Linked DNA regions of Homo sapiens: region 2 is linked to region 1. The links are chromatin loops, found by intact Hi-C in ENCODE. Cell type or tissue: dorsolateral prefrontal cortex. All regions are shown on one strand.

Region 1 (5,000 bases):
GTGTCAGAACCCTCAAAGGTAGATGGTTAAACAGAATTGGGTGAAAGAAAAAAGGTACTCCAGGACCAGGGAACATCATGAACAGAAGGTGAGAAATGTGAACTAATGGCCGGGCGCAGTGGCTCACCCCTGTAATCCCAGCACTTTGGGAGACCGAGGCGGGCAGATTACCTGAGGTCGGGAGTTGGAGATCAGCCTGGCTATCATGGTGAAACCCTGTCTCTACTAAATACAGAAAATTAGCTGGGCATGGTGATGCACGCCTGTAATCCCAGCTACTCAGGAGGCTGAGGCAGGAGAATCGCTTGAACCCAGGGGGTGGAGGTTGCAGTGAGCCGGGATCACGCCACTGCACTCCAGCGTGAGCGACAGTGAGACTCCGTCTCCAAAAAAAAAAAAAAAAAAAAAAGTGAAATGTGAACCAATTTGTTGAGTTCACTGAGCAGGGAAGAGTCCAGTCTGATTGAAGGATCTGATTAAGATGGAGGGTGAACACTGGTCAAATAAGTAGTGGAATGGGAGTGGATAGGGTTGACAAGATTATTTTGTAGTTGCATTCACATTTTACAGTTGCAAACATAGCATTTTGCAGTTGAATTTACATTTATTTACTTAAATCTAACAAAAATTATATTCAGATTTATTTATATGAGATATGTAAAACATATATTATTATTTTCCTTTTATTTTATAAATGAATATACTGGAACTCAGAGAGTGTGACTTGTCCAGCAGCACCAGGTTTTCATACACAAAACCGAGTCACATTTCCACCATATCTTGCCATTTCTCTTCCTTTGCTAGATATACAGGTAAATTTGACAGCCAATCAAAGCAGACTCTTTTCCCGTCTTCTACCTTTGACCCATGGAGTAGCTTTCAAGACATTGGCACTTCTCTACTGAAGCAAATCTGGGTCAAGATGAGATGTATGCTGCCCATTTCCTGAGTCCTTCAGGAAAGCAAGAGAGGAATTTTGATTAAGTTTAGCTCATCTTTTCAGAACCCAGGCCATATGTGGTCCATAGTGTCCCGGATATGCTTCACAGTGTGGAACTCTGCTCTGTATTTTCTTTAATAAGGACACACACACAGGAAAATTTCAATTGAAGACCTCACAAATGTTTTGAGATTTTATTGAGTTATCATCTGAACATTATGGATTAGTCTAGGATTTCACATGATAGAGTGTATGGGCGTATGTGAGTAAACAAATACACATTGTAGGGGAAGGTGCTGAAATGTTAAAGTTAACATTCCCAAATAGAAAATGGGATAGTTTGCAGGTTACTTTCTGAACTTCACTTCGTGTTAATTTTCACCTACCAGTTGGTGGGTAGAACAACATTAAACACATTTTACTTTAGTACCCTTCTGTTCTTATCTGGAGCATGGTAATCCCAAGTACAGACAGAAAAAGAAGAAGCAGATATGCGATTAAAAATGAAAATAACATAACAACACGGATTATTGTGATAGATCCTGTACCTTTTTAAAGACTCTGACATTCCACTTAGGAGTAAGATGGAAAAGTCCCTTGTTCTAAAATTTGAAAATGATAAAAATAAGTCATATTAATGGAAATTAAAGAAAGAATATGTCCATTGTTAGGTTATGTAAAGGGTACACATCTCACTTCTTTCACATCGTTTTTTGATTTAAATTAATGTAACTAAATTTTAAAATGACGGATTTAATATTCATGCTAGCAGTTTATTTTTAATGTGAATAAAATTAACAGTAAAACTATCATAAAAGATAGATGGGGCCGGGCACGGTGGCTCACACCTGTAATACCCAGCACTTTGGGAGGCCACAGCAGGCGAATCACCTGAGGTCAGGAGTTCGAGACCAGCCTGGGCAACAGGGTGAAACCCCATCTCTACTAAAAATACAAAAATAAGCTGGACATGGTCGTGGGCACCTGTAAACCCAGCTACTCAGGAGGCTGAGACAGGAGAATCACTTGAACTTGGGAGGTGGAGGTTGCAGCGAGCCAAGATCACGCCATTGCACCCCAGCCTGGACAAGAGTGAAACTCCATCTCGAAAAAAAAAAAAAGAAGAAGAAGAAAAAAGGTAGATGGAAGTATCTTCTGTAAAGTGCCACAGATTCCTGGCTTCAGCGCTACCTGGATTCCTTGAAAAGACAGGGGGCCCTTTTCTCATCTCTTAGAACCTCACTATCACTTTGCATGTTTTTGAACACATGGTAGGTATGCAGTGAGCTAGTGTTGATAGATGTCTCGTCACGTTATGGTTGGTTGGAGGGAAGAAAGATCACTTTTTAAGTTAGTCACTCTATATTTAAGTGTTTTTGTAATGGGAAATCACCTGTAAAACGAGCTTGCAGGAACGCTCTAAAGATTAAAACTGTGAAGTGTGTGGCATATGCTAGGCACTTAATAAGTAAATAATAGCTCTTGTTATTGTTATCTTTAAATTTTACTGACTGTTGTTCTGACTTTGACTTTGCATTTTCTGAGATCTTTGAAAATACATATTGTTAGTACCTGTTGATTTGTATTTTGTGCCTTTGAAGGAAAGAATAGAAATATTATTCCAAGGGAGGGTTGTTGGTCTTAAAATATTTTTGTGCCATTTTTATTGTAGGCAAGTATATCACATTCTAATAGGCGTTTAAGACAGTTCAATACTTAATACAAGTGTATCTTTTTAAATAAGACATTTGACCAGCTGAATAGATTGTAGTAACCTGTTGTAAACTAGTTTCAGCTGAAATCTCACTGATCCCACTAGATGGCGTTAGTTCATTAAGGCATAACTTCATCCTCTAGCTCAGGCAGACAGCTGCCTGTGTAGATGAACTGATTTTAGTATCTTTAGAGAGTGAATGTGGCAGTAAACTTTTAGACTCCTTGTTATTTATATAGCGTGATTTGTGGAGGTTATTCAGAAAGTTTAGGAAGATAGAACACTGAGGGCAGATTTATTCAAACTAAAGAACTATAACAAGTTGCAATATTTCGTTAGGTGCTTATTAATTCTGGATTTGACTTAGCCTTTGCCCTAATTGTATATACAACCGAAAGATTAAGAATTTACTGATTTCTCATGGTTTTTTGCCCTATTAAAATAATTCTTGTTTGGGCTTCTGGAAGCATTGGAAAACAAATGAAAATTGGGAGTACACATTTTTTAAAGCATGAAGTTTATAACATTTAATTTTAAAATCATTTGGCTCTTATTTATAGGAACTATGTCAACAGTGATCTACTTGTCAGTTAATCTGGTTCTTTAATCGTAAATGTAAAATAACAGTGAACATCCTAATTCTTTAATTCTCTCTTGTCTGAATTTGAATTATTTTTTATCTACAAAGACTGTTTTATATTAGACCAGCCCATTTTCAAAGTTTAAAATTGTGCTTTTCCACAGGCATTTGTAGGCTCCAAATAAACTTTTAAAATTGTATGTTTTATTTTTCTTACTGTTCTTGAGAGTTCTGAAGTTGAAGTTTTTTAAAGAAATGAATACGATTCACATGCAAAAAAAGCATTTCCACATTTCATTAGAAGTGTTTCTTTTTTCTTTATGATCAGATTCATACAGCTAGAGTAAATTGTTTCAGAATTGGTGGGATGATCCGTCTTGAGCTATGGAAGCTTAATTGTGCTACAAATATTATTCTTTTATTCATTGCTCATAGGGAGTAAGTAGTTGGTGCTGATGGTTCCCCTAATGTTTATTTAACTATTCCAGTATAAGGCAGTTCACATTTCTTAGTAAAAGGATCGTTGATAGTTTCATTTACCTAGTATGTAATAAAAAGCTGAGAATAATCAGGGGCATTTGCTAATGGAGTCAAAATAACCTGTTTTATAAGTCAGAACAGGAAGGTCTGAACATTTGGTGCCCATTAATTAAGTTAATATTGCAAATGAGGTTTTTGCTTTTCTTATTATCTTGAAACCTTCAACCAGAAAAAGCAACTGCCTAAGATTATTTGGTATATACAAGGCGTTAATATATTGTGCAAATATTCTACAGTCTGAAAAATCTCAAAATCTGAAACACTTCTGGTCCCAAGCATAAATTTGTATAAATTTTATACAATATTTTACATCATTTTGTACATGAAACAAAGTTTTGACTGCATGTTGACTATGATCTATCACTTGAGGTCAGGTGTGAAGTTTTCCAGTTGTGGCATCACGTCAGTGCTCAAAAAGTTTTGGATTTTGGAGCATTTTGGATTTCAGATTTTTCAGATTAAAGATGCTCAACCTGAATTTTTGGACTGCGGTTGCTCTTGGTAACTGAGCCTGCAGAAAGTGAAATTACTGATGTGGGGGACTGCTGTATTAGTTGGGTGTATACATGCATGTGTTAAAATTTAACTGCATAATCTCATTTTCCATATTCAGAGACATTTGCAGTAAGAGACAAATATTATTGTAAAGGGAAAAAGTAAACTTTGTTGTGTAGTGCTTATCTGTTTCCCTGTGTTTTTTCTTGAGGGTAGCCATGATAAAGAAGGGGAATAAATTTCGAACACATGTAAGTATGTGTGTAGTGAATGGGAGAGAGGGAGAGATGGTATTTTCAGGAGGCATAAACTGTATTTTACAAAGACATCTTTTAGATGATGAGTCCTTTAGTCTTGAGGAGACAGTTCAATGGAAAGCATTCTAGGCCTGGCAGATACAGCCCTCATCCACAGTAAAAGTTAAGTGCTATGAAAAAGTAATAGTCTGTGCTATGCAAACCAATATGAAGAAAAGTGAGTTTTTGTTTGATAAGAGGTCAAATGAGCACAGTTCTTTAAAACTTTTATGTTGAAGAAAAGAATAGAGAATATTCTGTCATAGCTACTGATAAAATATTTCAGTTTATGAAATATTGTCACTTACATGTTTTAAGTAGCTTTTAATATAATCTTAGAACAAGGACTTCCTTCTCTCCTCTACCCCTTCCCTACTCCCCAGTGTCTCTTATTTCTTATCTATTAAAAGTGAAATCCATTTCCTTTGGTCAAAA
Region 2 (5,000 bases), 110 kb after region 1:
AGACGGTGGCAGAGTCACTCTCGTCACTGTAGTCTCCGAAGCACGGCCGCAGGCTCACCAGCTCCAGCTGTGCATGCTCATCTACCACCAGCGTGTACTTGACAGAGTCATAGGACAGGGCGCTGGTGTCCGAGCTCAGAGAGGCCCGTGGAGGTGGCGGCGGCTCCCCCAGGCTCCCCCGCCACCCTCCGCCTGGGGGCTCAGCCCGCTCTGGGGACGACAGGCAGTCGAAGCCCTCTTCCTCTTCACTGATGGAGGGGTGCGGCCGCCCTGCCGTGGAGGGGTAGGCGGCAGGGTCTGGATCGGAGCTGACTGACATCCGGCTCTCAGTGGGCGGCAGGAAGGCGGAGGTGGGCTCTGCAGCGTCTGGGGGCCTCTGCACTGGGGTCAGGTAGATCTCCTCAGTGGCCTCTAGTCGCACATCGGCCTGGTAGTGGATTCGGTCTCGATGCGAGTGGCCCCGACCCCCAGGCGGGGCAGCAGGGGGACCACCCGGAGGTGCCATCTGGGTGGCTGTGCTGCGGCGGCAAGGGCTGTCGGTGGAGGTGCCTCGATCTGTGGTGGGGGCGGGGCCGCTCTGGGGGGGCAGCTCATCGCTCAGGCAGATGTGTTCATGCGGTGGTGTCTGCTCCCCTGGAGAGCAGGCAGGTCATGAAGGCAGGGGCTCTCTCCCAACTCCCAGCTACCTGCACCTGCCACTCTCAGCTTGGTGACACAGAAACCAAGACAAAGCCTCCCTGGGCAACAGGCCCTTCGCAGGCTCTGGGGCCAGTCAACTCACTCATGCCACCACTGATCTCAGCCCCTGGATGGGCTCGTGCAGGGATGTGGGTGGGCAGTTCACCTCTACTCAGCCCTTTGGAGACTGTAGGGTTTGCTCTCTGTAGTGGGGACTGAGTCAGGGCAGGCGGAGGTCCAGGTAAGGAAGAGGGCCCTGACTTACCTGTCTTCAGGGGTGAGGATGATCGAGACACCCGATCCTGCCAACTGTGCTTTTTGCCCAGAGAATTATTATTCAGTGTGTCCTGTGCAGGGAACAAAAGGCTCTTGTGATGGAAGTGGTCAACAGTGCCCGGCACAGGGAGGCCCCGGCCCTGCCCCCTCAGGCCATCCCTAGGGCCATTTGCTGTGTCCACCCCGCCTCCACTGTCAAAGGCCTCACTCGTAACTCTCCTCTGGAGCAGGCAGGAAGGGTGGCAAGTCACAGCCAGGCTTGCCGGCTCTGGATGGCCCTCCGCCTTGCTCAGGGAAGCTGGCCAACCCTCAGGGAGATGCTCTTATCAGCCTTAACAAAGGTGGTGATGGCCAATGTGTGTGGTGGCAAGAGGGGGAGGAGGCAGGGGAGAAGAGAAGCAGGAGCTCTCTGGAGACACAGTCAGACCCCCAGTCCCAGGTACTGAGGGTTACTTGGAAAATGCTCAAATCCAGCCCAAGTCAGAGACAGGTGACTCTCTGCTCTGGAGCTTGGGAAGTTATGGCCTAGAAGGGGTGAGGACCTTCTGGTAGAGCCTGGAAAAAGCACAAGGAAGGGTCTCCCTAGCAGCTGGCCTGGGGGACCAGGATGAATCATCCCAGTGACAAATCCATAACAGAGTTTTCCTGCACCCCCCACCACAGTGGCATGAGACTGAGGAGTGACAGATGCAGTTGTCAGCAGCCCTCCTTCCTGGATCTCCTGGGCTGCCCATTCTACATTCTCAGCCCTGGGACCCCTCCCCACAATGCCCACACAGGGCTCCCTCCACTCCACGGAGGCTCCCTCCCCTGGGAGCTCTCTCCCAAGCCCTCACGTTCCTGAGCCGGGCTGCCAAAAGCCATTCACAGGATCCTGGGAAAGGGACCAAGCCTTTCCCCGCAGCCCCAGCCGCCCCACCTCCCAGGAGCTCCTTGCCTGCACCGCTCCCGATGGGCCTGGAAGACAAAGGGCCACAGCCAGCTCCCCCAACCCTATTCAACTCTCCTTGGCATCCAGCCACCCTCCCAGGGGCCCTAGGTCCCCAACTTAGCCAAGCAGCTCCATCTCCCATTCCTCCCCCCTGCCTTCTGGGAATTCGCAGCTGCCCAGATCTTAAACTGGCTGTGGCCCCTGAGCTTCCCATCCCCACCTCGCCACGATCTCCCACGGCCTCCCCCACGATGACCATTTCAGATGCCCTTTTCTCCAGGCCCTGCTCCTGCTCCACTTTCACCAGGAGCCCCATATCCTAAAGGAGAAACCCTGTCACAGCCTGAGGTCCCAGGCTCCAAACCCTTCGAACCCCTCAAAGCCTCATTCTCTTAATTCCCTACTCCTCTCCTAACCCCAGTCCTTCCCTCCTTCAATCCCGCCTCAAGGCTCCAAGCCCGGCCAGCTGGACTCAGCCCCCTCTTCGTAAGGATGGTTCTGCCCGCTCCTCGGATCCCAACACCGGGAGCGAGCCACCGCGGCCCCTATGCAGGCGCTGTCCCCAGGCACTGGACCCGTGGGTGCCCCTTCCCGCTGCAGCCCCTCTGCGCTCCCCCTCACATCTCCGCGGCGGCCCAGGGCGCCGCCCCCCACGTTGGCGCCTCACCTGAGACCGCGGCACCTGCGGAAAGAGGTTGAGCGTGGTGGGCCGCTTGGGCCGGTACGTGTCCCCGCTGCCCGGGCCCTGGCTCTGGCCTTGGCTCTGGCCCTGGCCGCGGGACGCCGGCTCCTGGCCGGACTCGGCCTTGGGCGGCCCCGCTCCCGGCCGCCGGGCCGCGCGCTCCTCGTCGTCGTCCTCCTCGTCGTCCTCGGCCCCGGGAGTGTCCCCCGTCGCGTCGATCAGGTCCATCTGCAGCATCTCGGCCTGCAACCGGCTCCCCGCGCCGCCGCCGCCCGCAGAGAGCAGCCCGGCGCGCGGGGGCTGCACAGCGCACGGAGGGGCGTCAGGGGGCGGGGCCGGGGCGGGGCCGAGGCCGCTTGCACCGCCCCCCGCCCGGGCGAGTCCATTCTGTGGCGCGAAGGGGGCACGAGGGGAGCCGAGCAGGGGCCGCCGGAGACTGGGGCGCTCTCGCCCGTCCGCCGCGAGGAAGCGCGAGGCCGCCGCCTCCCCGATCCAGCCGTGCCTCTGACGGCCAGCACCTCCCCACAGTCCCCACCCCGGACTCCTTGCGCCCTCCCGTTCCCCTGGCAACGGCCGGTGACCTCACCGGGGTTGTAAGCCGAGCCCAGAGTGAAGTCACCGCTGTTGCTATGGGGACTCAGTGGTCGCCAAGGAGTTCGGGGTGGGGTGGGCAAGGGATGGGGGTTGGGGAAATAGTATTTGAAGGGGTCTTGAGGAAAACTGGAAAAACTGAGGCTCAGCCAAGCAAGGAACGGCGGAGACCTGAGAGGGATGGGAAGGAGACGCCGAGGGGGAGGGGCGAGCGGGGGCCAGGAACCAAGGCGGTGGCAGCCGCGCCCTAAGCCAGCTGGCCCGGGGCCCCTCCAGCCCTAGATCGGTCCTCCACGAGCCTGCCTTGAGGATGCAGAGCCCCATCTAGCTCCAGTTCTGCCGCCAACTCCCTGGCACCTTGGACAGATCCCCTGATCCTTCAGGCCCCCTCATCAGTTGAGTGGGGATAACACTACTGCCTCCCAGCCTCTGAGAGAGCTGAGTATTCACTGGAACGTGTGTGAAGCCCGCTGGAGCTTGTCTGAGGCCCCTTAGGGGCACACCTCTGGCCAGTAGTGCCTGGGGCCCCTGCCTAGCTCGGAGGCAACCCTCTCCAAGGCTCTGCTGGTGCAGCTGGGGGAGAGGGCAGGGTGAGAGTCCAGAACAGGTGCCTGACCTCTGAGAAGCTAAGTCAGGGCTCTGAGACCATTCCCCAAATCTAGAGGCCTCTGCCTCTTCCTGGCCTGGCCAGAGAGTGGAAGGTTGGGGTACTGGGGACTAGGGGATTATCCTCACCCCTTGGTTTCCTCTTGCAGAGCTTACTGAGTCTCTGGGAGTAGCAGGAGGTCAACACAGAGACAGGTACTCCCTCCCCAAGGCACACCTCACGCTCCTATGGTAACCACTCTCCTGACACCGTATCTGGCTACCCGCCCTCTTGGGGGCTCAGAGGAGCTCTGGGCTCTAAAACCTAGCCCTGTGCTCTGTCCTCCATTTCCTGGCAAGCCGGCCCCTTCTTCCTGTTCTGAAAAGACATAGTTGGGATCCCCATCTGACCCCAGTTACCCAGGTGCTGGGGACCTCCTGGCAGCATTCAGATCTTTAGGGACAGGAGAGAGCCATCTTCCCTATGACAAAGCCAAGGGGCCCAAACCAGCAGCAATGCTGGGCAAACCCCTCAGTGGGGGCCTTTAGGACTATAGGCCAGAGAGGGTCTGGGAGGCCGCGTGGTGCCATCTGTCTGGTGTAATAGCAGCCAGCAGCCACAGGAGCTATTCCAGGGGTGCCTTGGCTGTTTCTTCCTGCCCTAAAGCACTGCAGATTCCACCAGACTCCACCCTGTCTGCCTCAGGCCCTCTGCCAGGGCTGCTCCCAAAAGGATTCAGGGGTAGCCCTGAGTCTCCCTTAAGTCTGGTCCTAATTGTTACTGCCCTAGGTCTCAAGACTTCCTGGCCTCTCCCATCTCGTGGGCAGTTGAAGGAGCTACTTCCTGTCTTAGTCCCCGACAGCAGTAATAATAATAATAATACCAAATGAAATTCTGATTGTACACTCAAGACGTGCCAAGCAGTATACCTATGTTTCTTGCACATCATTTCATTTCATGAGGGTGCCAGCACAGACCTGAAACCCCCTTTGTCACTATGGGGATACCCTTACCCCTGTCCCTAGCCTTCCTGCCACCCCACTCAGGAGCTCCTGGGAGCTTGCCCTTACCCGTAAGGACAGGGTGTCTTTGCACTGTAAGCTGATGCCACACTCATCAGTGATCTCCGAGAGGTCTTCATCCTCAAACTCCTCCAGGCTGATGTCATGGGTGAGCCTGGTGGGGACAGGAAGCCAAAGTTACAACTCAGGGGCACTATGCCTGCTCACATCTCCCTGTTACCTCTTCCAGGGTGC

The links. Peaks named below come from ENCODE experiments on the same cell type or tissue, not always from the same donor. Only the 100,000 strongest peaks of a DNase experiment are listed, where the experiment ranks them.
Region 2: it touches region 1 in a loop (2.9-fold over the local background); 1 of 110 quality-filtered maps calls a loop at or near these places.

The regions. Positions count from the first base shown.
Region 1 is chr11:46,004,381-46,009,380 of GRCh38, reverse strand. The region is part of intron 6 of PHF21A (PHD finger protein 21A); the gene reads left to right. Among named protein-coding and RNA genes, the nearest start is that of LARGE2, 84 kb to the right of the region's middle. In dorsolateral prefrontal cortex, CTCF peaks have their summits at 2,554 and 2,758 (motif pointing right); no DNase peak of the experiment used is centred here.
Region 2 is chr11:45,898,005-45,903,004 of GRCh38, reverse strand. It overlaps MAPK8IP1 (mitogen-activated protein kinase 8 interacting protein 1), which reads right to left. Exons shown (of 12, transcript NM_005456.4): 2 at 4,815-4,920; 3 at 2,553-2,867; 4 at 944-1,025; 5 at 1-633. It overlaps LOC124902668 (a long non-coding RNA gene), which reads left to right and starts at 3,470. Exons shown (of 3, transcript XR_007062664.1): 1 at 3,470-3,553; 2 at 3,914-3,959; 3 at 4,534-4,609. RefSeq lists silencers at 2,857-3,036, 3,313-3,607 and enhancers at 2,933-3,227, 3,446-4,115. In dorsolateral prefrontal cortex, CTCF peaks have their summits at 1,062 and 3,021; DNase peaks (open chromatin) are centred at 1,104, 1,884, 3,064 and 3,414; H3K4me3 peaks cover 4,184 bases; H3K27ac peaks cover 4,789 bases.